2 separate regions of the Homo sapiens genome follow, and region 2 is linked to region 1. Evidence: read pairs that join two places in POLR2A ChIA-PET (ENCODE). Cell type or tissue: IMR-90. All regions are shown on one strand. Links, peaks and the distances in the headings refer to the core of each region. The heading gives the core; the rest is flanking DNA. Region 1 overlaps EYA3 (EYA transcriptional coactivator and phosphatase 3). Region 2 overlaps STX12 (syntaxin 12).

The links. ChIA-PET counts read pairs that join two places held together with the same protein. Peaks named below come from ENCODE experiments on the same cell type or tissue, not always from the same donor. Only the 100,000 strongest peaks of a DNase experiment are listed, where the experiment ranks them.
Region 2: POLR2A ChIA-PET joins it to region 1 with 6 read pairs; 6 of 35 experiments call an interaction of 5 or more read pairs at or near these places.

What each region holds. Positions count from the first base shown.
Region 1 is chr1:27,964,263-27,979,652 of GRCh38, reverse strand. It overlaps EYA3 (EYA transcriptional coactivator and phosphatase 3), which reads left to right. Exons shown (of 18, transcript NM_001990.4): 17 at 1,179-1,279; 18 at 5,107-9,309. The coding sequence ends at 5,187. It overlaps XKR8 (XK related 8), which reads right to left. Exons shown (of 3, transcript NM_018053.4): 3 at 11,560-13,150. The coding sequence ends at 12,453. Among named protein-coding and RNA genes, the nearest start is that of XKR8, 12 kb to the right of the region's middle. In IMR-90, for the core only: no CTCF peak of the experiment used is centred there; a DNase peak (open chromatin) is centred at 9,042; H3K27ac peaks cover 173 bases.
Region 2 is chr1:27,810,130-27,825,519 of GRCh38, reverse strand. STX12 (syntaxin 12) reads right to left here. Exons shown (of 9, transcript NM_177424.3): 5 at 15,231-15,274; 6 at 13,252-13,357; 7 at 7,597-7,669; 8 at 5,788-5,870; 9 at 1,077-3,289. The coding sequence ends at 3,191. It also overlaps the pseudogene RNU6-1245P. Among named protein-coding and RNA genes, the nearest start is that of PPP1R8, 13 kb to the left of the region's middle. In IMR-90, for the core only: no CTCF peak of the experiment used is centred there; a DNase peak (open chromatin) is centred at 8,139; H3K27ac peaks cover 283 bases.

The sequences.
Region 1 (15,390 bases), core at 6,598-10,597:
GCAGAAGCAGGGAGATAAAAAGAGCAAGGGATATAACTTCTTTTTATTTATACAAATAAAGTATCTTTCCCACAGCAGTATGATCTGTGTATGTTTTAGGTGTTGGTTGCAGATGGGATTTGAGTTTTGATACACTGCCATGTTTCTCAAAACTGTCTGCAGTTCTGAGAAATGGATTTAAATCACCCATTTCCCAAGGTCAATTTCAGTGATGCAGTATCTTGGTTACAACTACAAGGTATAGTAAGTAAGGAGGTTCCAGATATGACAAATGTTGATGCCATATTTATTGGTCACTGTTCTCAGTTCTATTCTGGGGCTGTTCTCTCACTGAAAGACGTAAGGCCTATACCCAGGACTGTTTCTGGGAAATGAAGAATTGGAGGGAAATGGCTTTTTGTTTGTTATTGTTTCTAACAAGAAATCAGGGCCTTGTGTTTTCACTTCTCTTTTCTACCCTAAAACATTTCACCCCAAAAATCATTCATTCATTATGACACAATGACCAGAGCCTAGATTTGGAGTCAGGGGCCCCAAGTTCTAGCTACTTGCTTGTTTGTGATCTAGGGGCAAGTCACTAAACCTATTAATCTTTCCCATTTATAGAAATTCCCTCACACTAAGATCTTAGGGACTTCACCCTCAACGTGAAGGTTAAAATAAGTTTTTGGGTTGTTTGTTTGTTTGTTTTGAGACAGAGTTCGCTCTTGTTGCCCAGGCTGGAGTGCGATGGCATGATCTCGGCTCACTGCAACCTCCGCCTCCCGGGTTCAAGCGATTCTCCTGCCTCAGCCTCCCCAGTAGCTGGGATTACAGGCACGCGCCGCCATGCCCAGCTAATTTTGTTTTTTAGTAGAGACGGGGTTTCTCCATGTTGGTCAGGCTGGTCTCAAATTCCCGACCTCAGGTGATTCGCCCGCCTCGGTCTCCCAAAGTGCTGGGATTACAGGCTTGAGCCACCATGCCCGGCCAAGTTATTTTAATGGCACAACTTCACATTCTTTGGGCAGAGGGTCTACTGGATCTCTAGCTCCCATCCCTACTCCCCAGCAAGCAAACTACATGGGCTGTCACTTAGTCCACCTAAGCACAGGCAGGTGAACCTAGCAGCAGCCCTCTTCTTTGGTTTTGAAAAGAAGAGAAGAGTATTCTAACAGGAAATTTCTTTTTCTCATCAGGTAAGGAGAGCTGCTTTGAGAGAATTGTGTCAAGGTTTGGAAAGAAAGTCACATATGTAGTGATTGGAGATGGACGAGATGAAGAAATTGCAGCCAAACAGGTAACCATGGTAAAGAAAAATAGTCTATGTGGTTGTACATCGAGTAATGAGAAAAATGGGAAAAACTACAAAATCTTAGCAATCTATTATGCATTTATAATATTTTCTCTTTCTTCCTCTCCCATTTTTCTTTAAAGAAAAAGAGGGTCTTTTTTTTCTCCAGATGGAGTTTTTCCTCTTAAGTTTTTAGATCCATCCCTTCCTCTTCCTCCCTGTCACTCAAGAATCTTAAAATCTTTAAGCCCTTCTACAGGGATCCCATCATTAAACCTGAGATGTGCCCCATCTTCCATCTTCAAAGACAGTGCCTTCTCAAGCATCAGACTTGACTGCAAAAAGGCTAATCATTCTTTCTTTTCCATGCTTCAAGTTCTCAGACAGTACAACCAATAGCTGTTTCTGTAGAGAAAGTCTTTCCTGCCTTTGAGCCCTGGAAAGATTGTTCTGATGTTAACCCCACCACTATACAGGTCCCAACTTCAGGTCACCCCTTCTTTTTTTCTTTTTTCTTTTTTTTTCTGTTTTTGAGATAGAGTCTCACTCTATCTCCCAGGCTGGAATGCAGTGGCACAGTCTTGGCTCACTGCAACCTCCGCCTCCTGGGTTCAAGCAATTTTCCTTCCTCAGCCTCCCAAGTGGCTGGGACTACAGGCACCCGCCACCATGCCCAACTAATTTTTGTATTTTTAGTAGAGACGGGGTTTCCCGTATTGGCCAGGCTGGTCTCGAACTCCTGACCTTGTGATCCGCCTGCCTCGGCCTCCCAAAGTGCTGGGATTACAGGTTTGAGCCACCACGCCTGGCCCAGGTCACCCCTTCTTAATATAGGAAACAATAGATGAAAGAGTCTTGGCTATAGAACTTAAAATCCCATCTGTGTCTCAGCTATGTGAATTTGAACAATTATCCTCTTTGAGTATCCTCATCTGCTAAATGGATCTGTAGAAGTTCTTTCCCTCCCTATCCCAATTTATTTTCTTCCAGCAACTCTATTTCTTAGACATGGAGGCATTGGGTTGCCAGCTAGAACCAACTGCCCTGATACTCTTCATCCAGTTAAGTGGAAACCTTAGCAACTATAATAAACTATGAGATTGGTAATCAGTTGGCATTATTATCTCATGTTTTCATTTGTCACTTTATGTAGCAATTCAGGGATCCTTATTTTTTCACATATGTTATGAAGCTTTGATTCTAAAGTGCTTCTTGTTGCCCTCTTTGGGAAAGACACTAGTGGGTGTAGGCATCAATGTTTCCTGGTCTGAAGAAGGGTATGGGGGAGAGAACAACTCATCAGCAGAGTTGGTAACTCTGAGCTAATGTCTTTAATCATCTACAACAGAATACATCCATTGAGGCTGGGCACGGTGGCTCATGCCTATAATCCTAGCACTTGGGGAGGCTGAGGCAGGCAAATCACCTGAGGTCAGGAGTTCGAGACTAGCCTGGCCAACATGGTGAAATCCCGTCTCTACTAAAAATATAAAAATTAGCCGGGCATGGTGGTGCACTCCTGTAATCCCAGCTACTCGGGAGGCTGAGGCACAAGAATTGCTTGAACCCTGAAGGCGGAGGTTGCAGTGAGCCGAGATCGTGCCACTGCACTCCAGCCTGGGCAACAGAACAAGACCCTGTCTCAAAAAAAACAAACAAAGTATATACCAATTGGAAAATGCCTTAGCACTTTATCCAGTTCAACCTATACTCTGTGAAGGATATTTTCTGCAGCCTTTCTGACAGAAGTCTCTCTAGTCCTTGCTTGAATATGCCCAAGGATGAGGACACTGGTTCCCAGTAGCCTATTCCACCGTGGGATCAACCAAGCTGTTAGGGTGTTCCCCCTTCCACTGAGCAAAAATTTCTCTACCTTCACATACTAGTCTGGCATTCTTTTTTTTGTTTTGTTTTGTTTTTGAGATGGAGTCTCACTCCATCGCCCAGGCTGGAGTGCAGTGGCATGATCTTGGCTCACTGCAGCCTCCGCCTCCTGGGTTCAAGCGATTCTCGTACCTCAGCCTCCCAAGTAGCTGGGACTACAGGTGCACACCACCACTCCCAGCTAATTTTTGTACTTTTAGTAGAGACAGGGTTTTGCCATTTTGGCCAGGCTGGTCTCAAACTCCTGACTTCAGGTGATCCACCCACCTCAGACTCCCAAAGTGCTGGGATTGCAGGCATGAGCCACTGCACCTGGCCTCTAGTCTGGCATTCTTGAACATAACAAGTCGGTTTCCTCTTCTGTATGTTAATAGCCTTTTAAATATTATGTGTGAGCAGCTGTCTTGAAAAACAACTAGGGTATATGCCAAAATAACTGTGTTCTAGGACCTCAATATTCTGAGTAACTTGGAACCAGTTTCAACTAGATGATAGGAAAGTTAATCTCCTCAGCTTCATAGAACATGGTTTCCAATACTTGGATTTATCAAAGCCCTCCTTTAAAATATGGCCTCCACATGAGAATCACCTAAACCTGGGAGTGGAGGTTGCAGTGAGCTGAGATAGCACCACTGCACCCCAGCCTGGGCAAAAGAGTGAGACTCTGTCTCAAAAAATATAAAAAATTAATTTAATTTAATTTAAAAATATCGGCCGGGCACGGTGGCTCACGCCTGTAATCCCAACACTTTGGGAGGCCAAGACGGGCGATCATGAGGTCAGGAGATCAAGACCATCCTGGCTAACACGGTGAAACCCCATCTCTACTAAAAATGTAAAAAATTAGCCGGGTGTGATGGCAGGCACCTGTAGTCCCAGCTACTCGGGAGGCTGAGGCAGGAGAATGGCGTGAACCCGGGAGGCGGAGCTTGCAGTGAGCTGAGATCGTGCCACTGCACTCCAGCCTGGGCGACAGAGTGAGACTCTGTCTCAAAAAAAAAAAAAAAATATGGCCTCCAGGCACAGTGGCTCATGCCTGTAATCCCTAGCACTTTGGGAGGCCAAGGTGGGAGGATTGCTTGAGCCCAGGAGTTCAAGACCAACCTGGACAATATAGTGAGGCTTCATCTCTACAAAAAATAAAGAATTAGCCAGGCATAGTGTCACATGCCTTTAGTCCCAGCTACTTGGGAGGCTGAGGTGGGAGGATCACTTGAGCTCAGGAGGTCAAGGCTGCAGTGAGCCATGTTCATACCACTACACTCCAGCCTGGGTGACAGAATGAGAGCCTGTCTCAAAATAAAATAAAAAGTAAAATATGGCCTCCAGAACAGCACACAGTTTTCTGGACATGATTTTGACTACATAATATAATGGGATTATTATTTCCCAGATCTGTACATTCTCCATCTTGGACATAGATAAGATTTAGGTGTTGCAGTTCTGAAACTTACAAGAAATTGACCATCCATGAGACAGTATAATCTTATATCAAATACTAATTTTTCACCTGGGCCATTTTATTTGATCCTTAAGACCCTGTATGATAACTGGAATGCCTGTAGTTCCAGCTACTCAGGATGCTGGAGTAAGAGGATTACCTGAGACCAGGGGTTCAAGGCCACAGTAAGCTATAATCACACCACTGCACTCCAGCCTGGGTGACACAGCAAGACCCTGTCTTCAAAATAATAGCTAGAACAGGTAATCTCTCAAAAGCACAAAGTACCACTGAAACCTATTTAAAATTTCTCACATTTCTAAAGTGTGCAATGTACAAGGTCCTTATGCATATGATTATTTGATCATTATAACAGCCCTATGAGGCAGGGATAGATAGGGTTACCATGTACCTTGGGGAGAGGTGTGTTGAGGAAAGAGTATGGGCAAATATTTATATAAGCTCTCAGAAGAAGTTGGATTAACCAGCTATTCCCACTCTCTTCCAGCACAACATGCCTTTCTGGAGGATCACAAACCATGGAGACCTAGTATCCCTTCACCAGGCTTTAGAGCTTGATTTTCTCTAAGAACTGGAATGAGGAGCCTTCCCCTTGAGCTCCTTTTCACTCCTGAAGGGAGCTGGAGACTGGAACCAACTGAGAACTTTCTCTGTCTGTCTCTCTCTGTGTCTCTGTCTCTATCTCTCTCTCTTTCTCTCTTTCTCTCTCTCCCTCTCTCCCTCCCTCCCTTCCTCTCTCCCTCCCTCTCTGCCTCTCTCTCTCTCTCTCTCTCTGTCTTTATCCATGGAATGCTGGCGAGAACACAATCAGAACCAACAGCTGCAATTTTTGCTAAGAGTGAGCTGCAGCCCCGTGTTCATCTCCATACAGAAGCAGGGACAGTTGGATAGAGAGAACAATGGACTCACTGCAGCTACAGTGCTTTTAATTTTTCTGTGTTTTGTTTTTGTTTTTTTGTTTTCAAAAAATGAAAAAGAAAAGGAAATTCCTGGGGCAGAGTTGCACTCTTAGTCCATGACCAGATTGAGAATTACTGATAACTTGTGGTGATCAGATAAATGCAGCAGACTTTTATGATAACATCTCTTGCAGTCTTAGAGTCTCCTTAGCTTAGAATCTCACTTATTTCCAGCGAATGTGTATGTTATTTTTATAGGTAAGGGTCTGATCTTTGACGCAGGTTTCCCCCACTTTCTTTTTCTAGCAAGAAGGGGTGTTTAAAGTCTTGAAAATAGTAATTGAAATATCTAAAATACCTCCCTGTGGCAGTAGCACCTCTATAGCTGCTCCAGTGGTCTGCTCTCTAGGATGATACCTTTCCTGTTCTTCTATCTCCTAGCTGGTGAACTGTGGGGCACTGGACACTGAGTAACTTAAACTTTGGCATTTCCCATCTAGAAGCCTTAGTCTTCTTTCCAGTCCCTTTTCCCTTTAGTCAAATGGCACAACCCTAAAAACTCCTTCAGCTTGACTGTCATTCAGACTGTATCACAGGAGGCTTAGCTTCCAAACTGGAGAGAAGGAACTAAAGTGTCTTATGAATTTCAGCTTCTTGGCTCTTGAGACCGAAAGGTTCTACCTATTCCCCCTGCAGAGAAGCACCCATTTCCCATCAGATGCTCGTCCCTGCAGCTTCTTCCTTCTTGGTCATCATAATGCTAGGTTCTTACCCCTTTCCTGCCCTCTGCACCTCATGTCCACCTCCAGGCAGCTCTGGCCAGTCCCCGGGTATTAGACCCAAGAATTCAAATCAAATCTAAAAACATGCTTATAACTACATTTTGGCCAAAACTGCCAATGTATTTGACTTCCTTTGTGGAAGCCCTAAGCCATATGAAGGATGTCCCAGGTATGTATTTACCCAGATCTCTGCCTGAAACTGAAGAGCAGATTGCTGTATTTAAATTTTCCCATGGAAAACCCTGCTTCTCAAATCCCATTCTAAAGTAGGAAACCAGAAAGACTTTGCTGATTGTGGGGGGAAGGGAGAAACAGACAGGTTTTCACATTGTTGCCAAGGCTGGTCTTGAACACCTGGCCTCAAGCGATCCTCCCACCTCGGCCTCTCAAAGTGTTGGGATTGTAGGCATGAGCCACTGCACCCAGCCAGACTTTCCTGATTTAAATGAGAGTACTGCATCATTCCCTACTTCATGGCCCAAAACTTAATCCTGGGCCAAATGCAGGAGCATCTCTCGACCTCTGGGCAGATTGGTGGGTGCCCAGGCACTAGTCACAGCCTTCCAGCCCAGCCATGATTGTTGGATGCCCCATCCCTCCAAGAGCAATTTGGGCATCTACTCAGGCAGGATAAAATTCCCTAGAGCTGAGGAAGTTCAGCCTCTCCCAGGCTACACAGAGAGAGATGATACAAGCACCTCAGATTGAGATGCAGGATTGGTCCGCAGAAGGAGGCATTGTTGACCAACCCCAGCTATAATTGCTTGTCACCAGAGATTCTGCATACCCATTTCCAGAGATGTTGCAGCACAAAGAGGCAAGACTCCTTCCAATGCCAGGCCACCCAGATAGCAAGAGAGAGAGGCTGGTATACACATTCCTTCAGAACTCATTGAAAAGCGCTCATAACTCGTGATTTTAAGGAGTAAGTTTTTGCTGAGTAGCTGAAGTCAGTGCTCCTTTACTTAGCTGCCTCTTTGGCCTTGTTTCCTGTGGGGTTGGGAGGAGGGAGATGTAGTGTGAGGTAGGCCTTCCCTTGGTCTGTATTCAGCATAGTTGCCTAGATGCTGCTCTGCCTTGTTTGATGGTTGATCTTAGGAAGCTCTAGGTTTTACTCTGAGGCCTCAAACCCTCCCCCTATGCAGTATAGCTGTTGGGTTTTTGTCCTGGACAAAGGCCACGGCTGTTGTGCTGCGCTTCAGGTTTGTGAGGCTGCGGAGTGGTACCCCCACCATGCACGCAAGCACACACACACAGATACTTCCCTCTCCACCCTTTTGGGAGCTCTTTATTTTAGAATGTAACTTGAACTCACTTTTATCATTGGCCTTTTTCCTCTTACTCTGACTTCCTAGCTTAGCTCTTTCCAAAAGGAACTTGAACTTGGCCAAGAGAGGTAAGGAGGCTGAGCAGAGCAGTCTTTGCTCATTCCTGGTTGTTGCCACCCTCATTTAAATGGAAGAGAGAAAACAGGAGCTTCTTGGCTGTTTGCCAAAATGAATTGTCCAGGGAACACAGTGCTCTCTGTAATTACCCTGCCTTTTTCTCCACCCCAACACAAAAATCTGGAAAGGAAAATAAGTGGGTAGGATTAAGAGCTGTTAGAAGCTGAGGACCAAAGGACACTGTGGGTCCATTCATCAAGGGGGAGACCCTCTTCATTAGAGTCCTCATGAAATTAGCCAAATGATGAGTCCTTCCCTAGCTGGGCATGGTGGGTTCTCTTTTTTTTTTTTTTTTTTTTTTTGTTGTTGTTGTTGAGATGGAGTCTCGCTCTGTCACCCAGGCTGGAGTACAGTGGCATGATCTCGGCTCACTGCAACCTCCGCCTCCCAGGTTCAAGCGATTCTCCTACCTCAGCCTCCTGATTAGCTGAGATTACAGGCGCCCACCACCACGCCTGGCTAATTTTTGTATTTTTAGTAGAGATGGGGTTTCACCATGTTGACCAGGCTGTTCTCAAACTCCTGACCTCAGGTGATCTGCTCACCTTGGCCTCCCAAAGTGCTGGGATTACAGGCATGAGCCACCATGCCTGGCCAGGCACTGTGGGTTCTACAGGATGGGTCTGTAATGTCACGGTGAGGGCTCTCTCTAGTAGTAGATCTGGAGTGAGGTGTGTCTTGGGTTGAGGAGGTGGCTTGACTTTCGAATGTAAAACTGACTGTGCCTTAGCATCACCCTGTCCAGTGCCCCTGGGGCAGCTGGTAGTGTCCAGAAGAATGGACACCTGCTCCAGATTTAGATGCCCATCTGGGCTTTTGTTTGATTTGCGGCGTTCCTGTCTTCTGTAAAGCTAGTGAGTTGTCCCAAGAGACTGATGCCACAGCTTGTTCGCAGTTTACACAAACTCAGCTTTAAAATTCCAAATAGAATCTGACTTGCAAACTCTAGCTGCAGCATGTGGAGCTTCTAGATGTTTACTACCTTGAATGGTTGTCAGTGTCACTGAACCACAGGGGAGAGGAGTATGGGGTAGAGCAATGGTCTGGGCCAAGGAATGGTGAGCTTAGGGTCTTCCTCTGACTCCTTACTCCTCAAGGAGGCAGTTAGGGTCCCTCTTAAGCAGGCTTCTATTTCTTACCACTAAATTGGTTTCCTTTTTCATCCAGAAGTTAGAACTCCCCAGATATTCACACTATAGGATCTGAATTCCGAGATTCTAAAATATCTTAAACCACAAGAGAGAAAATCTAGTTCTGCCTCAGCCCCAGTCAGCAGGCCATCTGTCCCTTCCTCTCCTCTGAGTCAGACAGCTCTGGCAAGCAAGGCTCCTTGGCTAGTTCCTAATGCACTGACAGGAGCCCTCCCATTAAGGACGACTTCTACTCAAAATGCGACTCTCCCTCTGAACTTCAGATGCCTCTGTTAGCAGGAAAAGGCATTGATTGGATTGGATATATTTATGTGACTGCGGGCATTTGTGGCTGTAGAATCCGTGACCGTAATGTTATATGTAATGGGAACTATCTTATAAACTTGAAAAAAATAAAGTTTTTATTTTCTATAGTTTGCTCCTGTGTCTTTTCTGAATAGGATCAGCACAGTTGCCCAGCTGTGTGGGGTCCTAATTATGGCTTCATAAAAATTCTAAGAGTTCATTAGAAAGATGTCACCCTTTCAGTAACTGGGTCATTTCACCAAAAAAGTAAGAACAAACCATTTGGTATAAATATACATGGGAAAATATTTTAAAATAATTTGTATGGGAGAATGTATTGTTTCTAAAATATATTGCTTTTAAAGTTTAGAACTGGAGTGAGAAAAGATTTCATTCACTTCCAAATATGCTGAAATTTATTAAGGAGAGAAATCAGTACCTTGCTGCACTGCACTTAAACCACAAAAGCGATAAAACTGACAAACTGATACCAAACCTCATTTGATTTGCCCTGATTTCCTGTCACATCAACTACTTTTTCTCATTTCATTTCTCTGATTTGGGTCTGGCTGTATCCCTCTGGTCTGGAAAACAGTCACAAAGCCTTTCTGCCTTTTAGTCCAATGAAGGAAATCAGAATTGGGTTCTAGCTTCCAAGTACCATACATGTCAGACTATAAGATGTATTTTTCCAAAAATTCCCCAGAAAAGAGGAAGTTGCCTATTCTAGTTATTAAATGTTTTCCTCATTAGGTGCACATTAGTTGAAGCAAACGCGTTAGCTGCTATATCCCTACTCAGTTATAAATACAAATATTAGAGGCATTGATTTCAAGCACAGAGTAGATAAACATCTCCATCTCTTCCTGCAATTTCAGGTGTGTGTGTATGTTTACATGTATTCAATTAGAAGAATGGTCTTTGTTCTAAGATTGGTACATCCTTTTATGAGATGATGAAAATAAATGGTGGTAGTTTTTTGTTTTGTTTTGTTTTGTTTTGTTTGAGGCGGGGTTTTGCTTTTGTTGCCCAGGCTGGAGTGCAATGGCACGATCTTGGCTCACCGCAACCTCCGCCTCCCGGGTTCAAGCAATTCTCCTGCCTCAGCCGCCCAAGTAGCTGGGATTACAGGCATGCGCCACCACGCCTGGCTAATTTTGTATTTTTAGTAGAGATGGGGTTTCTCCATGTTGGTCAGGCTGGTCGCGATCTCCCGACCTCAGGTGATCCACCCGCCTTGGCCTCCCAAAGTACTGGGATTACAGGCGTGGGCCACCATGCCCAGCCAAATGGTGGTAGTTTTTAATGCCCTTTTTTGTTAAAATTAAGTTGCAACCATGTTGGCCATTTTATAGGTACATGATATTCAAAAGCCTGAAAATCACTAGACAGGATGATCTGCAGGATCCTTTCTGCCTCTAACCATTGCTTGTATGTAAAAGTCACCAGCATCATCTCAGATCCTCTCCCTGCCCCCACCCTTCATCTCTGGGTCATCTTTAGTTCCAGGCCAACAGAGTGGTTACAAGTGCTTATTCATCCGGTGGAATTCTGTTTGCATCATTCCTTCCACCACAGTGGTTCAAGCTACCAGTGACTCCAGGTTCTGCTCCTTCTCGTGACATTTATAGGCCACACCCAAGTCACTGCTAACCAGCTTACCGGTTTTGCAGGAAGGCCTTCCCCAGCCATTCTATACAAAGTTGTAATTCCCACCCCCAACACACAAATACTTACTCTCTCTCCCTATCCCTTTCCCTTTTTCTTTTAGCACTTCTTAACACTATCTGATATACTAAATGTTTTACTTATCCTGGTTTTTGTGTCTCCACCAGAATAGTAACAGAGCTGAGACTATCCTGGATCCCATCACAGCAGTGACTAGAACATTTTCTTCTCTATCTCAATTGACTTTTCTGTCCCGTTTCTCCAAACCATGGACCTCCTAGAACAGCAAAAGGTTCCACTTCCCCAGCACCATCACCCACCACATCCACATCCCCTGAGGCACCTCATCACTTAACCTCTCAGAGCTCCCAGCAAAAAGACCTTTCTTCACCAGGCAACTATATTCACTTCTTGGCCCTAAATGTGTCTGTGGCCACTCCTGCTGGGCCCAGCAGCAGAGCTGGTGTTGAAGAGGATGCACTAAGTCAGCCCAGATCTGGATTCTGATCTCCAGCTGAGCTGTCTACCCCACGCTGGCTCACCAGCTCCTGAAACTTCAAACACGAGGTTGAGAAACCCCACCTAAGCCAGCCCTCTCTCTGTTCGTGGACCTTGACTGATTTTGAGAGGTAGATTTTATGTCCCTGATCTCTTCCAGTTCAGGCTCTGAACTCCATAGGGGATTTCGTTTGATGACACAGACTAGGTTGGAGGATTTCATGAGGCTTTATTCATAACCTAATAATACTGTTGAAAACAACACATCTGTCACTTGTAGAGACCCACAGGCACACACATTCTCTTCCTCTCACATAGACTGAGGTAGGAGGTACACTGGCTAAGGCAAAAAAAATACTCAGTGGCTGTGCAAGGCTCAGACCAGGCTCACAAGGCTCTTGGTTGAAAAGCAGCCCCTTGAGAGCAGGAGCAGAGGCCAGGCCAGCTTCACTGAGATCCCAGAGGTTCTGACTGGGGCCACCCAGAGTTGGGCATCCCTGGCTTCTAGCATTTGGGATCTAACCCGGGACTGGTTGGTGCAAGTAGCGGATGAAGCTAGGCTGGTAGCTGGTCTTGTTCCAGGTTGCAAGGACAGAATGATGTTCCTGGCACATAAACTGCTCTTGGCAAAGATTTGTTTCATGAATTGAATGAATGGTGTGGGGGAGGGAAGGAAGAATTCTAGAGGACAGCCCCTGTGGCCTCCTAGCCCAGGATAGGGGAGCTAAGGGGTGGGGCAGCACCTATACCAGTCATTTTAGAGGTAGCCAGGGAGGGAGGTGGAAGTTTTGGGGCACCAGCTATACCAATGGCAGGGGGAAAAGGTAGTCTTCTTTCCTCCCAAAGTGTCTTGTACATAATTGGGGCTCTTGACCCTCCAGGGCCCAGCCCTTCTCATCTTGTTCACTGTGAACTCCTTGAAAGGAGGCCTCTGCCCGACTCAGCACCATCCCTGGTGCCCGGCCCAGCACAGGCGTCCCGCTCTTGCTGAGTGCATAGAGGCCACAGCAGCATCGTTAGCTTATCCTCGCCTGCCTTCTGCCAACAGAGTCACTCTCCATCTCTGCTGGCTGGGTCTGATCCTGCTTCAAAGGACGCCGTTCACCTATCCCTTCACTGGCGAAGCAGCCTCATCCTTAGCCTTGGGGAAAAACTTCTGTGCTAAATGGGTCATGCGCCTGTTCTGAGGCAGCTGATACCCCTCTGGAGAAAGCAGACTCCGGGCCCCGTCTACCTGGTCAGGGTCGGGCTTCCAGCAGCAGCTAGGGTGCAGCCAGTGGTAGTACACAAGCCGCAGAGCCAGGCCCAGAAAGAAGCAGCCGCATCCCACAGGCAGCCACAGCTGCAGTGGAATCCCGCTGGGCAGCCAGGAGCTATGAGTCACCCAGGTGGCCACCAGGAGAATGCTGTCACTCAGGAGGAAGGCGAAGTGGATGATGGCCCGGCCTCGGGTGCGGCCCTCAGCCACGTTGAACCAGGAGAAATAGAGGATGGTGGCCACCGTCACCCGGTACAGCCACTCGGAGCTGGGGTCCGGCATGAAGTCTGTGCCCTGAAGCCAGACCCAGAGCAGCAGTACCAGCCACAGGCCCAGGAAGTGCAGGGCCACATAGCTGGGGAAGAGGGCTGAGAACAGGGCCACAGCCAGGACTCGGGGCCACAGCAGCAGCAGGTTCCACAGGAAGTAGATCACGGAGGAGCCCAGGCCCAGGAGCGGCTTGGAGGGGAGGCAGGTGCGCAAGGCCCGGTGGTAGTCGAGCAGTGCCCACGAGATGCCCAGGAAGGATGTGCAGATGCCAACCCCTGCAAAGAGTAGGAGGGAACAGTGAGTCCTGGGGCCAGCCTGCTTGGCACTCCCCAGCGGTCACAGGTACCGTGGGGGCCCTCCCAGCAACCCTGGGGTAGGTATTAGAATCCCTCGTTTGTTGAAGGCAAATCTGCAGCTAGAGAAGACCCAGTGAGTTCCCACAACCAAAAACAAAGCTATGACTCCTAATATAGAGCCTGCCCCTCACCACAGCGCTTTGCTGCGTAGGTGCTATCCGGGTGGTATTTGTCAAAGATGAGAGGATGTGACCTGTGGCCCACCCAGCACTCAGCACCCCTGGGCCTTGGCTGCATCCTGGGCATCTTCCAGGGCCCCATAACCCTTTCTTTCTGGGAAGAACACAAGCCTTCCTTGTGTCTAAAAATCAACAGTCTCAGTTCCGTCTTTCTTAGTCTCAAAAAGGGAGTAGAAAATCCCATGGGGTGGCAACAGGCTCTGGCTAAAGCTGCCCTCAGGGCCAGGAGAGATGTCCCTGCTGTGTGGACAGAAGGTCTCCCCACTCCCCTCCCCTCCCCTCCAAGACCAGAGGCCATCGGACTGACCCCTAACCTTGATTTTCCAAGATCCAGAAGTTTACAACAGGGGTCCTATCCCACCTCCTGGTTGCCAATCCTGGAGCAGAAGCACAAGGGCCTCCAGGGAGGGATGGAAGTGGCACCGGCACGTCTCCCGACTGCTTCCTCCCCTGTCCCCGTCCACCGCAGTCATTCGACAGATGTTTACTGGGAACCTATTAGGCGCCCAGAACCCACTCCTAGCCTGGAAACAGATCTGTGCTCATTAGCCTTGCCCAGGTCTCAGCAGGGCTGATGTTCTTCCAGTTTGCCCAGCATGCCACCTTCCGTGACCTTGACAAGCTCTGCCCAGGATGTTAGGTCGCCAGAAGCACAGGCCCCACTTCCCCGGCCTACTCCTCCATTACCCCGCAGGCCCCAGCTTGAAGAGCCCCGGGAGTCACCCACCCTGACCCCATGCCACCCACTCAGCTGTGTCAGGTATCCCTGTAACATGCCACCCACCTCTGTCTGGAGTCTCATCACACAGTAATTATCTATTTCCTTATCTCTGGGCTCCTCGAGGGTAGAAAACAGACTCTGCTCACTTGGGATCCCCCAGCAGCCCAGTACCTGGCACATAACAGCAGCGAAAGAGATGTTTGCTAAATAAAAAGTAGGGAAAATCTGTCTCGCCCCCTTACCCCCTGCCACACTCACAGTGCAGACTGTCTGCACTTGGCCCTGGTTCTAGACACCCCCAACCCTCAACAGACAAAGACGTGTGCCCAGTGAGTGCCCAGTAACCCAGGGCAAGTCACTCACCTTTCTGCACCTCTTTAAAAATGAAGATCAATATAGCACAAACCTACAGGGCTGCTGTGAACATGAGCAATGATGACTGTAAGTGCTTCCCACAGGGCCTGGCTAATAGCTGGCACTCGATTGTGACAGCCGCTATTATTGTTTTTTCAATCAATATATAGACTCAGACTAGCAAGACGAAAGGGCCCTTGGAGATCGAGTCCAACCTCCATCTTCCACAGGAAGGCTCTCCAGGTCACACAGCGAGTGACGGTAGAGTGAGGACTGGTTTCTTGAGAGGCTGTGGCATTTATGGCAGCGGTGGAGGAAGGCAAAGGGGAAGGCTTGGACCCTGAGTCGGATGTGAGTGGGGGCCCTCTTTAGCTTGGCCACTGTCCAGGTCTGTGGAAATGGGCAAGTCACTTTCCTTTCATGCAAAAACCCTCCCAAAGCTCCTCACTGTAAACTTCACCCATGCTTAGGGGGCCCTGTGATCCTCTGCTCCCTGCCTCTCCCTTTTCCAGTCACTCAACCGTAGCTACTTGTTTTAGTCTATCATCCTGGCAGGGCAGGGGCTGGGTTCATCTTGTTCACTGCTGTGTCCCCAGCACAGTAACAGGCACAGAAGAGATGCACAATGAAAACCTGACTGGATGAAGGCATTCAATATATTGTTTCTTGTTTCTCTTTTAAAATTTTGAAGAGATGAGGTCTCACTATGTTACCCAGGATGGTCTCCAACTCTGGCCTCAAGCGACCTGTGCACCTTGGCCTCCCAACGTATGAAATTGTTTCTTAACTAAAAAGTTACCTATGCTGTATCAGGCACCTTACACACTTCATTATCTTCAAAATTATAAAAATTACAATTAAGACTTGTGGGCCAGGCACAGTGGGCGACACCTGTAATCCCAGCA
Region 2 (15,390 bases), core at 6,412-10,411, 150 kb after region 1:
TGCCCAGACCTAGAGTGCAGTGGCATGATCTTGGCTTACTGCAACCTCCACCTCCTGGGTTCAAGCAATTCTCTTGCCTCAGCCTCCCAAGTAGCTGGGATTACAGGTGTGTGCCACTATGCCTGGCTAATTTTTGTATTTTTAGTAGAGATGGGGTTTCACCATGTTGGCCAGACTGGTCTTTAACTTCTGACCTCGTGATCCACCCGCCTCAGCCTCCCAAAGTGCTGGGATTACAGGCATGAGCCACCGCGCCCAGCCATAAGTGACTTTTTCAAATACCCTCAGCAAGTTAACGGCACAGCTAAGGTCTTTTGTACCCCAGTCTAGTTTCTGACATCCAAACCAATGCTTCTCAACCACAGTTACAGGTAAGAATTACCTGGGGCCTTTAAAAATCCCTATGCCCAAGCTATATATACTCCAGACTAAATTAAAATCTTGGAGTTGTGGGACTGAGGTATCAGTATTTATTTTTTATTTTTTAGCAAGAAGAGGAGCACAGAGAATATTTTTTTAAAAATATAGAGCACTTCGGCCAGGCGCCAGTGGCTCAGGCCTGTAATTGCAGCACTTTGGGAAGCCGAGGTGGGCGGATCACTTGAGGTCAGGAGTTCCAGACCAGCCTGGCTAACATGGTACAACCCCATCTCTACTAAAAATATATTTTAAAAAATGAGTCAGGCATTGTGGTGAGCACCTGTAATCCCAGATACTTGGGAGGCTGAAGCATGAGAATTGCTTGAACCCAGGAGGTGGAGGTTGCAGTGAGCTGAGATTGTGCCACGGCACTCCAGCCTGGGCGACAGCGTGAAACCCTGTCTCAAAAAAAAAAAAAAAAAAAAAAGTATATATATACATACACACAGAGAGAGAGACAGAGAGAGAGAATTCATGAATTTGCAAGTCATCCTGGTGCAGGGGCCATGCTAATCTTCTCTCTATTGTTCCCATTTTATATACGTGCTGCCAAAGTGGGCACTGTATTTTTTTAGTTTCTAATGTGAAGCCATGTTAAAAACTGCTGTCCTAGATTGTGATGCTCCCAATGATAATCAAGGCACAGATAAGGAGAATTCTGTGAATAGGTTTATTAAGACCACCTAGGAGAACCTCTTTGGCAACTACCACAAATTCTAGGCCATTTAAAATCCAGGCCAAGTTCATATTTGCTCTCCATGATCACCATTACAACAACCACAGGTCACACAGTATTACAGAACAAAAGCATGGTCACTTTATTTTACCCAAATGCAAATCGTTTTTCACAACCAAGACTTTTTTCTTTCCTACAATGTTACAAATGATGTATCCAAGTCCGACTGTAATTTGGAGTTAAACAGGGATCATAGAACCAAGGAATTATCTCTGAAGCTGCTCTTTGGGCCACTGTGCCACCCCAACAGCTCTATCCTGTTGTTCTTTTTTTTAATTAAAAAATCATTAAAAAAAAAATGGAGATGGGGTCTTGCTATACTGCCCAGGCTGATCTTGAACTCTTGGGCTCAGACGTACCGATATACTGATCCTCCCGCCTCAGCCTTCCAAAGTGTTGGGATTACAAGTGTGAGCCATTGCACTCAGCCATCTCTACACACTGTTTTTCAAGGAAAGGCAGCTACACCTATTCCGTCTCCAAACCAACCCTCACCTGGTGTCCAGTTTTCTTGGAAGTCTCAATTTTTCTCATGACAGCACATTACCTAATACCTACCACATTAGGATGTTAACTCATAAAAACATACTACAAAAGCTTTAAAAAACATTTATTTGTATTAAGTAAGTGCAACAGTGCAAAGAAACTTATGCATTTGGGCCCTTGCTTCCCTACTGTTCACATTAGTTTAGTTTAGAAGATTAAGTATAATAACAGAAGGAGAACAGAAGAAATGAATATAAATATACTCAGGGTAGCCAAATCCTCTAATTCACTAAAGGATGAACCAAAGTTGTTGGCCAGATTCACATTTATGTGGGAGCCTAAACAAATTATGTTCCCTTTAACTGTTCTAGGCCTGTGGAAAAGGGAAGTGGACAACATTTATATTACAAGACAGTAATTTTATTGAAACATCTTTTTTTGTCTAAAACTATGCATGGAGATATTAATCTCTTGTTTATAAATTAGGTTAAGTCTAACATCACTATTTGAAACCAGTGTTATTTACAAAAATGAACCTCTTCTTTGCTTTATTGTTGGTTTACAGGAATAATTTTAAACCAACCTCAATCTATCTTTAAAAATCTTCCTGCCTTCAAATGCCCAGCAACCCTTATAAGGTAGGGGGCAGCCCTTTGACAGCAACATTCATCATTCACCAGGAATGTAGAACCACAAGTGAACAACAACAACAACAACAACAAGATTAAATCATTCCCAACAATTCCTATTTGCTTTTCCAAAGCATGCTATGTCTAATTCTGCCTTTCTATGCAGACAGGTGGGAGAGGGAGCCCATAGAGTATATTAATGTTAATTAAATTAACTTCCTTTAAAAGCTAACAGGATGGCTTAGTGTGGATGAGGATGAACTGCTGTGGATGACACTAGCAGATAATGAAGTAAACTTTAAACCCAGATTAGTAACATGTACTCCAGTAACTGACCAGCTCAGATAGAGACTTCTCATTTACTCTGGATCACATGTACAATATTTTACCTTCCAATTAAATATAGTGCCAAAATCTTTCAAAATAGATAGAGAATAGGCTTCTTAGAAATTCAAATAAAAATGTTAAATAATAAAAACTGGTGGCCTATTATAGAGTTTCTGACAGACTCCAATATACTGGGTACCAGAAAGTAACTCTATCTCAGATGCTAGTAAAAAGGTAAATTTTGTATATACATAAAAGACAATATTACGAGACTGTAGTGTCATTTGTCAAAACAAGAATATCTAGAATGGAATTTTCAGTAAACACTTGGGATGAAGGGCAATCAGAATACAAGAGGAAGCAAAATCCACATAAGTTAATTCCTAATTTGAGAAATCAATAGAATCAATAAATTGATAATTACTGTCTCCATAGGTCACGAATTCCAAAGACTAGTTAGTAGTTAGTTTCTAACTAAATGATTACAGGACGTTCTGATATATGCTGTCTTCTTGTGATCAGTTTGTTCTGGCAAGACTTCAACAAGCACTTGCCCTTGAAAACAGCTCAGCGGGAGAACGATCGGAGGCAATCACTTCGTTTTATAAACTAGCCAGATAATAAGTCCCAAGATTAGAATAATCACTGACAGGACAAGCACCAGGATACACATCTTCTTGCGAGATTTTTTCTGAGGAAAGAAATATGTAAACAAGATACTCATGAAACAAGTAAAATTTGTATGTGTAAGACTCTAAGAATGCTTCATAAATCTGCCTCCTTGTAATTAAAGATTAACTCTATCCATGCAAAATTATGCACAGACTTTCCCAGAAATCTTAAGTCAGCAGCACTAGGTAGTAGTGCAAGTGTTTTTTGTTTGTTTGGTGTTTTTTTTTTTCTTGAGACAGAGTCTCACTCCGTCACCCAGGCTGGAGTGCCGTGGTGCGATCTTGGCTAACTGAAACCTCCACCTTCCAGGTTCAAGTGATTCTAATGTCTCAGCCTCCTGAGCAGCTGGAATTACAGGCGTGTGCCACTATGCCCAGCTAGTTTTTGTATTTTTAGTAGAGACGGGGTTTCACCAGTGTTGGCCAGGCTGATCTCGAACTCCTGACCTCAAGTGATCTACCTGCCTCGGCTTCCCAAAGGGCTGGGATTACAGGCGTGGGCCACCGCACCCAGCCGAGTAGTATAGGTTTCAAAGTTTTAATTCCAAGTCCCCACATACAATTTTGCAAAGGAACTATACCTGTGCTGCCAGGCATTATTTGCAATAAAATAAGTTATTTGTGCATGTGTATTTTAATAACATTTTATAATACGTATAAAACTGTTATGTTCATTGTAAAAAAAAAAATACAGCAAGCGGAGGGAGAAAAAAAAATCACCCATAGATAATACCGTCAACATTTTTGTATTTCTTTCTGATTTGTTATCTATGTATATTATTTGACATAACTGGATCACATTGTATGATGTTTGATGTTTTTCCTCACTTAATGTTTAGTATAAACATTTTTCTGTTTAAACTCTTCAGAAACATCTCTTAATTCCCATATGCAACAATGAGTGGATGTATATAATTTACTTAATTATTCCTTTACTGTTGGACACTAAATTAATCACCTAGTTTTTAAAGGAAACACTATTATTAAATACGAATTTCTTTACGAGCACTCCCAGGTAAAATACAGCTATCCCAGGAACACGGAAAACAACTGAAATGCTATTTCTTCTTTTTTTTTTTTTTAATTATACGTTAAGTTTTAGGGTACATGTGCACAATGTGCAGGTTAGTTACATATGTATACATGTGCCATGCTGGTGTGCTGCACCCACTAACTCGTCATCTAGCATTAGGTATATCTCCCAATGCTATCCCTCCCCCCACCCCACAACAGTCCCCAGAGTGTGATGTTCCCCTTCCTGTGTCCATGTGTTCTCATTGTTCAATTCCCACCTATGAGTGAGAATATGCAGTGTTTGGTTTTTTGTTCTTGCAATAGTTTACTGAGAATGATGATTTCCAATTTCATCCATGTCCCTACAAAGGACACGAACTCATCGTTTTTTATGGCTGCATAGTATTCCATGGTGTATATGTGCCACATTTTCTTAATCCAGTCTATCACTGTTGGACATTTGGGTTGGTTCCAAGTCTTTGCTATTGTGAATAATGCCGCAATAAACATACGTGTGCATGTGTCTTTATAGCAGCATGATTTATAGTCCTTTGGGTATATACCCAGTAATGGGATGGCTGGGTCAAATGGTATTTCTAGTTCTAGATCCCTGAGGAATCGCCACACTGATTACCATTCAGGACATAGGATGGGCAAGGACTTCATGTCTAAAACACCAAAAGCAATGGCAACAAAAGCCAAAACTGACAAATGGGATCTAATTAAACTAAAGAGCTTCTGCACAGCAAAAGAAACTACCATCAGAGTGAACAGGCAACCTATAAAATGGGAGAAGATTTTCGCAACCTGCTCATCTGACAAAGGGCTAACATCCAGAATCTACAATGAACTCAAACAAATTTACAAGAAAAAAACAAACAACCCCATCAAAAAGTGGGCGAAGGACATGAAATGCTATTTATTTCTAAAAAGCCATGCAACACCAAATTGAAGGGAAGTGAGAAAGACTTCATTCACATTATTTGTACACTGAGATAAAGACTTGGATAAGTAAAAAAACCAGAGTTTCAACTAACATGTAGAAGGATTTCACTTTACAGGAACAGTTCCAGAATGATTATCCTTATTTATTCATATATAAATAGCAGTCGAAGTTGATTCTATGTCCATCCTCTATGGCAACACTCAACATAAAGAATCTATGAAGTCTTCTACTTTAACTGTACTTCTTACTATCCTAATTGAAATACATTCAGCTGTTCGGGATATAAAACAGCCTCATAGCAGATTTAGGTATCATATTAGTGTATAGGGTTAGCTTTGCAGTTACTAGCCTTCTGATAAGTTTATTCAAGGTGTGATTATTTTTTGTAGATCTATCTGCAAAGGAAAATAATAAAAATGGAACTGGGACTGCAATTATGACTACTTTCCTTTAGCTTAAACCTAAGCAAAGGCTGTAGCTGTTCTCAATATGTCAATGTACTCTGATGGCCTAAAAAGTCTGCAACACAGAGTGACTTTCTTTGGTACCCGCTTTTACCTGATAGTAAGCAGCTCGCTGTAACTGTTCAGTGGCTCTTTCGACGTGCACCTCTGAGCTTTCCACATTGGCTTCTATGCTATCTGCAAAAGGAAGGACAGAGGATGTTTTAACACACTCAGATGTTTTAAGACTGCAAATTGAACAGATTTCTGATGTTACATGTCCTGGTTTCACTACCACTATCCAAACTATCCAGCCATGAAATCGAGTTACTACCTTGGTAAGAGACTAGCCTTTTCTTTGGAGAAAAAACAATGAATTTTTGGGGGCTATGAAGTATTTAACTTACCCATAAATGATTCATAAAAAATTATGTAGATACACATAGAGAAAGAGAGAAAGAATACATAATAAAGCAAATGGGGTAGAATGTTAACAAGAGGTAAATCTGGGTAAAGGGTATAAAGAAGGTCCTTATAATATTTTTATTTTTGCTACCTTTTTTTTTTTTTTTTTTTTAAGAGACGGGATCTCACTCTGTCACCTAGACTGGAGTGCAGTGGTACAATAATAGTTCACCGTAGCCTCCAACTCCTGGGTTCAAGTGATCTTCCCACCTCAGCCTCCTGAGTAGCTAGGACTACAGGTGCATGTTACTATGCCTGGCTAATTTTTTGGTAAAGACAGGGTCTTACTATGTTGCCTAGGCTAGTCTTGAACTCCTGGCTTCAAGTGATCCTCCCACCTCAGCCTCCCAAAGTGCTGGGATTACAAGCGTGAGCAACCATGCCCAGCCTATTTTTGCAACTTTTAATAAACTCGAAATTATTTCCACATAGAAAGCTTTAAAAAAAAGAGTTACTGGCCAGGCGTGGTGGCTCACGCCTGTAATCCCACCACCTGGGAGGCCAAGGCGGGCAGATCACCTGAGGTCGAGAGTTCAAGACCAGCCTGACCAACATGGAGAAACCCCGTCTCTACTAAAACTACAAAATTAGCGGGCGTGGTGGCACATGCTTGTAATCCCAGCTACTCGGGAGGCTGAGGCAGCAGAATTGTTTGAACCCAGGAGGCGGAGGTTGTGGTGAGCCAAGATCGCACCATCGCACTCCAGCCTGGGCAACAACAGCAAAACTCCGTCTCAAAAAAAAAAAAAGGGTTACTAACCCCATAATTTTGCAAGTTTGTTGAGATAAAAGCTGGGAAGCTGAGAGCTATTTCTCTAAACAAAGATGTACAAAGAAGTCAATGGGACTGAGTATTCATGAGGCCTCATTTAACTTCTACATTTGATAACATAAAAAAATTGCTACGAAAAATAAATTTGGTAATTTTTAAAACGGCATTCCTAAACATACTTTAACTCTATAGCTGATATGACTAACTCCATTTTTTTTTTTTTTTTAATTGAGACGAAGTCTCATTCTGTCACCCAGGCTGGAATACAGTGGCGCAATCTCGGCTCACTGCAACCTCCACCTCCTGGGTTCAAGGGATTCTCCTGCCTCAGCCTCCCGAGTAGCTGGGACTACAGGTGCATGCCACCAGGCGTAGCTAATTTTTTGTATTTTTAGTAGAGACGGGTTTCACCGTGTGAGCCAGGATGGTCTCCATCTCCTGACCTCATGATCTGCCCGCTTGGGCTTCCCAAAGTGCTGGGATTACAGGCCTGAGCCACCACGCCTAGCCTAACTCCTTTTTCTTTCTTTCTTTCTTTTTTAAGAGACAAATTCTCATTATGTTGCCCAGGTTGGCTTCAAACTCCTAGATGGTGCTTCAGCCTCAGCCTTCTGAGTAGCTGGGATTACAGATGCATGCCAAATACTATCAACTCACCTTGAGGTTAAAGGTATCAATAATACATACCAATCAGATCACCCTGGTCATGGATCATCATGGCCAAATCTTTAAATATCTGATTGACATCCAAAATGTCAGCCTAAGGAAGACAAAAAACAATTAACTAACATTAAGCAACATGTTAGAAGATTTGTTTCCCTCACGTACCTAAAGTTTTAGCTATTAACACGTGTGTTTTTAAGGCTCTACAAAGCATGCTTTCTCCATAAACAGAAAATAATCTATTGCTGCCTACCCAATATTGTAAAACAGAAGGCACATAAACTCACTCTTCAAGCAACATTAATGGGACATGCTACATGAGAACCAGTAAGAGCGCCCAAGTCCAAACAGTACAGCAGAAGGCTGGAGTGCTGATATAGACAAATTCTTGGTGTGATAGCCCTATGTGGAGACTGCTAGGCCTTGTGACAAAAGCCTGTTGAGTGCCTCCCGATGACAACCACTGGGACTTTGGACTACAGAATTTAAATGTTTATACAAGATCATGCTATCTGAGGAATGCAAGGAGGAGCTACAAGTAAGGAGCCTCTTTTCCCCTGGGATTGACTCTGGAACTGTGTGAGGAGTTGCTGGATTCTGTCATCACTGGACAATGCCCTATGGTAACTCCCAACTGACTGACAAAAAGCTGATGGTCTGTGGATAGCAGTTCCAAAGTGAATGGACTACAACCTATTTACTGCTCTGATCAAAGAAGGTAAACACAAATCAGCTCAGTGGGCTGAACTGCAGCTTGTTTTCCTAACAGCAGTGGAAGAATTTAACATTGGCAAAATCCCCTATATTTGGGTCTTTCTCCCTCCCTCCCTCCTTCTCTCCCTCCCTTTCTTTTTTCTTCCTTTTCTTTCCTTCCTTCTTTCCTTCCTTCCTTCCTCCCTCCCTCTCTTTCCTTCCTTCTCTCTCTCTCCCTTCCCTTTCCTTTCCTTCCTCCCTCCCCTTCCTTCCTTTTTTCCCTCCCTCCCTTCCTTCTTTCTCCTCTCTCTTTCCTTCCTTTCTCTTTCTTTTTTTTTTGAGACAGAGTCTTGCTCTGTCACCCAGGCTGGAGTGCAGTGGCACAATCTCGTCTCACTGCAACCTCCACCTCCCGGATTCAAGCAATTCACCTGCCTCAGCCTCCTGAGTAGCTGGGATTACAGGCCCATGCCACCACGCCCGGATAATTTTTTATTTTTAGTAGAGACGGGGTTTCACCATGTTGGCCAGGCTGGTCTTGAACTCCTGACATCGTGATCCACTGCCTTGGCCTCCCAAAGTGCTGGGATTACAGGCATGAGTCACTGTGCCTGGCCTCCCTCCCTCCCTCCCTTCTCTCTCTATCCCTCCCTCCCTCCCTTCCTTCCTGATCCGCCTGCCTCGGCCTCCCAAAATGCTGGGATTACAGGCATGATCCACCGCGCCCAGCCTCCGTCCCTTCTTTCTTTTTATTTATTTTTATTTATTACTTGTTTTTTTTGAGACAGAGTCTTGCTCTGTCATCCAGGCTGGAGTGCAGTGGCACAATCTCAACTCCCTGCAACCTCCATCCCCTGGGTTTGAGTGATTCTCCTGCCTCATCCTCCCCAGTAGATGGGATTACAGTCGTGCACCACCACGCCCGGCTATTTTTTTTTTCTGAGGTAGAGTTTCACTCTTGTTGCTAGGCTGGAGTGCAATGGTGCAATCTCGGCTCACTGCAACTTCCGCCTCCTGGGTTCAAGCAATTCTCCTGCCTCAGCCTCCCAGGTACCTGGGATTACAGGATGTACCACCATGCCTGGCTAATTCTTTATATTTAGTAGAGATGGGGTTTCACCATGTTGGTCAGGCTGGTCTCGAACTCCTGACCTCAGGTGATCCACCCACTTTGGCCTCCCAAAGTGCTGGGATTACAGGCGTGAGCTTGTACTGTGCCCGGCCCTAATTTTTGTATTTTTAGTAGAGACAGAGTTTCACCACATTGGCCAGGCTGGTCTCGAATTCCTGACCTCAACTGATCCGCCTGCCTCGGCCTCCCAAAGTGCTGGGATTACAGGTGTGAACCACCACGTCTGGCCTATATTTGAGTTTTTCTGACTCATGATCAGGCAGAAGAAAGACAATGGAAACCTGTCTTATTAAAGGGGTGCTCATATGGGGCATGACCCTATGGAAATTTGAGGGCAATTCCCTTCCAGGTTTGAAGGGTTATTGGAATCATAACCTGGCAAGCATTTCAATCACTTGCTAAGAGTCTACTATAGTGGACTATCTGCTAAAGCAAGTCTTGTCAGCATTTCAATCACTTGCTAAGAGTCTACCATAGTTGGGGTAGTCTGCTAGTTGCTGTGAATACAGCTAACTGGGGTGGACGTGGGGAATAAGTGCACAATAAAATAAATAAGAAGGAAGAGTACTATATAGGAAATGGCTGAATTAATGGTATAGAAAGGTGTGGAGAAAAGGAAGACTCTGCAGAAGAGGTAAGACATGAGTTGTGCCTTAAAGCAAAGGAGAGGTCATATGAACAGAAAGGCAACTCAGTTAAAGAGCAAATAACCTAGCTTTGCCATAACATAGAATGTGTATGTCAGAGTTTGGAAATTACTAGATACGAAAATTGAACCTAGGCTAAGGAATTTGGACTTTCCTCTGTTGAATATGAAATGATCCATTATACCCTGGCATCCATTACATTTCTTTCCTTAGCTCCATATGTCTCACTCCACTTTGCTATAACGGTACATTCGTCCCTTGGTATCCGTGGGGGATTGGTTCCAGGACTCCCTCCCTCTAAGTCACTGATATAAAATGGCATAGTATTTGCATATAACTTGTGCCCATTCTCTCCTATATTCTAAATCATCTCTATATTACTTATATAATGTTACATTACTATTTTATACTACATTACTATTTTACATAGCACTTACATTGTATTAGTAATGTACTGAACTAATACAATGTGTTATATAAAATACTGTTACACTGTATTGGTTTTTACATTTGTATTATTTTTTATTGTTGTATTATTTTTTAGTTTTTTTTAAATATTTTCACTCCACGGTTGCTTGAGTCTGAGGATGTGAAACCTAAATATATCGAGGGCCAACTGTATTTTTTTTTTTTTTTTTGAGACAGAGTCTCGCTCTGTTGCCAGGCTGGAGTGCAATTGCTCACTGCAACCTCCGCCTCCCAGGTTCAAGCACTTCTCCTGCCTCAGCCTCCCCAGTAGCTGGAATTACAGGCATGCACCACCACACCCGGCTAATTTTTTGTGTTTTTAGTAGACACGGGGTTTTACCATGTTGGTCAGGCTGGTCTTGAACTCCAGACCTCAGGTGAGCCACTCGCCTCAGCCTCCCAAAGTGCTGGGATTACAGGCATGAGCCACCGCGCCCGGCTAGTAATTTTTCTTTGAAGGAAGGATTATTATTATTATTTGAGACAGAGTCTTGCTCTGTTGCCCAGGCTGGATTGCAGTGGCACGATCATGGCTCACTGCAGCCTTGATCTCCTGGGCTCAAGTGATCTTCTGCCTCAGGCTCCTGAGTAGCTGGGACCACAGGTACATGTTACAGCACCCGGTTAATTTTTTATTTTTTGTAGAGGTAAGGTCTTGCTACACTGCCCAGGCTGTCTTGAATTCCTGGGCTCAAGCAATCATCCTGCCTCAGCCTCCAACTTGCCGGGATTACAGGCATGAGCCATTGCACTTAGCCATATTTCTAATGTTAGACAATTAATTCAATTAGTAGTAGCAGTAGGTGAAAAAGAGTAAAGATATGACATTTTTGAAGGCAATAAAATAATCATAACTTAAGGATAAACTATCCCATCTAAAAACAGACAAGACCAGCCTGGCCAAAATGGCAAAACCTCGTCTCTACTAAAAATACAAAAATTAGCCAGGAGTGGTGGCGGGCACCTATAATCTTTGCTACTCAGGAGGCTGAGGCAGGAGAATCGCTTGAACCCAGGAAGTGGAGGTTGCAGTGAGCCAAGAACGCGCCACTGCACTCCTGCCTGGGTGACAGAGTAAGACTCTGACTCAAAAAATAAATAATAAATAGATAAAAACAGACATTGATGGCCTTTAGGGCAGTGGGTCTCAACCCTGGCTGCATATTATAATCACCTGGGGGAACTTTTTAAAAAAATACCCATGCCCAGGGCCTCACGCCCAGAAATTATGATTTATTAGTTTGAACCATATAAAATAATGGATATTTGCCCATTTTTAACATATAATAAACAGGAATTTCACATTATCCCATCAGGTAATTAGTGGTGGATGAGAGCTGGGGCATTAAAAAAAAATCTTCTCCAGGTGATCCTCATGTGCACTCACAGTTCAGAACCACTGCTACAGATGGAGGCCAAGGAAGAGCTCAAAATTTCCCTCTCTCCTTTTCTCCTCCCCTGATCCCAGCAATGGCAGCCTTCTACCTTCGGAGAAAACTAAACTGGAGAAAACTCAGGTTTAAGGATATTTTAGCTGGGCACAGTGGTTCATGCCAGTAATCCCAGCACTTTGGGAGGCTGAAGCAGGCAGATCACTTGAGGTCAGAAGTTCAAGACCAGCCTGGCCAAAATGGCAAAACCCTGTCTCTACTAAAAATACAAAAATTAGCCGAGTGTGGTGGTGCGTACTGGTAGTCTCGGCTATTCAGGAGGCTGAGGCAGGAGAATCACTTGAACCCAGGAGAGGGAGGCTGCAGTAAGCTGAGATAGTGTCATTGCACTCCTGCCTGGGCGACAGAGCAAGACTTAGTCTCGGAAAAAAAAAAAAAAGGATATTTTATTAGTCACTGTGCAAAATTAAAGTTGAAAGCTCAGTTAGGTAAGAAAGGCCTACAGACTTCTCCCTCAACCTCCACCTCAAAAACTGTTCCTATTTCTCTGACTCACTGAAGGGATAAGATGTACAACTTGGGATTAGACTTTAGGATATACAAAAATGGAGCAAGACTTTTGGCCTGCCTTTATTCTGGGCTCTTCAGACTAAGCAAAGGGGCTCTCCATGGAGTCCTGCCTAACCCGGAGGTTGGCATTGAGATTTGAGGTCAAAGTTCTAATGAGCAATAAAATATCTGTCTGCCTTGTTCTGTTCTCCATGTACATTTCTCCAGGAGAAATAAGATGTGGTGATCCGTATAAGATGTGGTGATTGAGGAAAGGATTTGAGTACTCCTGGGCACCAAGGCCAATGCCATTATAACAGTAGTTCATGCCAGGAGCGGTGACTCACGCCTGTAATCCCAGCACTTTGGGAGGCCGATGAGGGTGGATCACCTGAGGTCGTGAGTTCAAGACCAGCCTGACCAACATGGAGAAACCCCGTCTCTACTAAAAATACAAAATTAGCTGGGCGTGGTGGCACATGCCTGTAATCCCAGCTACTCGAGAGTCTGAGGCAGGAGAATCGCTCGAACCCAGGAGGCAGAGGTTGCAGTGAGCCAAGATCACACCACTGCACTCCAGCCTGGGCAACAAGAGCGAAATTCCATCCAAGATAAAAAAAAAAACAAAAAAAACCGGTAGTTCAAACCCACCATGATTACACTGAGACAGAAAAAATACAAATCACACAATGACACATTTTATGCCTTTTCATAATCACTAAGAGAATTAAAGTGAACTAAGGAGTTCAGATACCTGCAGACACACTGAGTCAAACAAAAAACATGACGTGGCTCTCACCTCCAGCTGCCGAATTGCCGTTTCTCTTTCTTTAATAAGTTCCAAATCCTGCTCAGTGATGGCCACCTCATCCTCCTGGCTCTGCATCTGGTTCCACTCCTCATGGCTGCAGGGAAACAGGCACACTAGGTGATTTCTCCTCTCAAAGGCATAACAAGACATATCTCCAACATCTCTACTGCCAGCAGAACCTATGCAAAGACATTACCAGGGCTCCAGTCCTCTGCTATCAATAAAGTCTTGGAGGGCCACATTCTTCATATCCAGAAGCAAAGAGCTGATGATATCAGGAAAACAAAGACTCAGCTTCCATGGGCAAAGCTGACATGTGGCAGAATTATGACGGATGGGACTCCTGGCTGTTTCCATTTAGGGGTATACTCTGTAATCTCACTGGGGCTTGCCAGACAAGGAAAGTAGCCAGAGATTTGAACTCATTGAATTATGTTGCACCATCATCTTCCAGGGCACTCTCAAAGTGCAAGCTGCATTAGTACCTTCAGTACTAAGTGGGTGGAGAAGAGCAAGCTAAGTGACCTATCAGTGCTTTGCCAGTTAGTTCAACAGAATCACATCTCCTAGTTTTCCAAAATTTCCTTGGGGTTATGCTTTGGGTTAAATACCTCTTAACAGGCCAGGCGCGGTGGCTCATGCCTGTAATCCTAGCACTTTGGGAGGCCGAGGCAGGAGGACTGCTTGAGGCCAGGAGTTCAAGACCAACCTGGCTAACATAGCAAAACCCTCATCTCTATTAAAAAACAATCCATAAAAAACCCTCTTAACAGAAAGCTAGTGAAATGTTATAACACTTTTTAAAAAATTCTTTTTAGAAATGGGGGTCTTGCTTTGTTGCCCAGGCTGGTCTCAAACTCCTGGCTTTAAGCTATCCTCCTGCCTCAACCTGCCAAAGTGCTGTGATTACAGGCTTGAGCCACCATGCCTGGCTTTTTTTTTTTTTTTTGAGACGGAGTTTCGCTCTTTCATCCAGGCCGGAGTGAAGTGGCGCTTACTTCACTCCGCCCCCCGGGTTCAAGAGATTCTCCTGCCTCAGCCTCGAGAGTAGTGGGGATTATAGGCACCTGCCTCTACACTCAGCTCATTTTTGTATTTTAGTAGAGATGGGGTTTCACCATGTTGGCCAGGCTGGTCTCGAACTCCTGACCTCAGGTGATCCACCCGCCTCGGCCTCCCAAAGTGCTGGGATTACAGGCTTGAGCCACCATGCCCCAACGCCTCTTTATTTTCAAGCATTTAAAAGGAAAACATATTACTTATTATACTAGATATAAAACACTTTGAAATTTTCCATTATTATGTGTTTTCCCATCAGTATCATAAATCATACTTCACCCCTACAATGTTTAAATAACGTCCTCTTCGTGCTAGAGATACAAAACTAAGTAAGACAGAGTCCCCAAGCCTTTGAGGTGCTCATAGTGTAGTGGGGAGGGATGGATGTGTATCTATGCTAAAACATATCAAGTTCTGAACTAATACCACAAATACACTTCCATGTGATTAGTTTGGAGAAGTTAAGAACATCATTCAGATACAAATTGTCTGGTTTCCCTCTTAATACTCCTAGAAGGATGAGTTGCTTCCATTTTATAAATGAGTAGAGACCCAAGAACTCTGATGGGTTTAAATCTGCATTAGAGGTAAGATGACTTAGACTTCCTAATCTGTAGACATGTAGGTTCATACTTATTCCTAGGGAGTCAAGCTCTCTGCTTAACACATAGACATCAATGGTTTCTTGGAAGTTTTTATTCACCTTGAAATTACTCCTTCCAATAACTCAAAGAGCTTGGAAAAGCCCATGGTTTTGCCTTTTTAATTTTATTCTGTGGATTATGTTATCCACTCCAGGTGCCCCCTTATTTTTGCCCTCTATTTTTTCATTGATTTTTAAAATTAAAATATAACGAGATAGATTCCCATCTCAACTATCCAGCAGGTTGTATGAATAATTCTATTACCTGTCAAATGAGACCAGCTGCTCCTCTCTTTGCCTCTCTTCTGCCTAGAAAGTAGATGGTATTATTGCTGCTGTCATCCAGAAACACATCACAGACACACAAAACAAGGGCTTCCTTAGCACAGTATAAAGAAGCAACATCCTTTGACACCCACAGAATC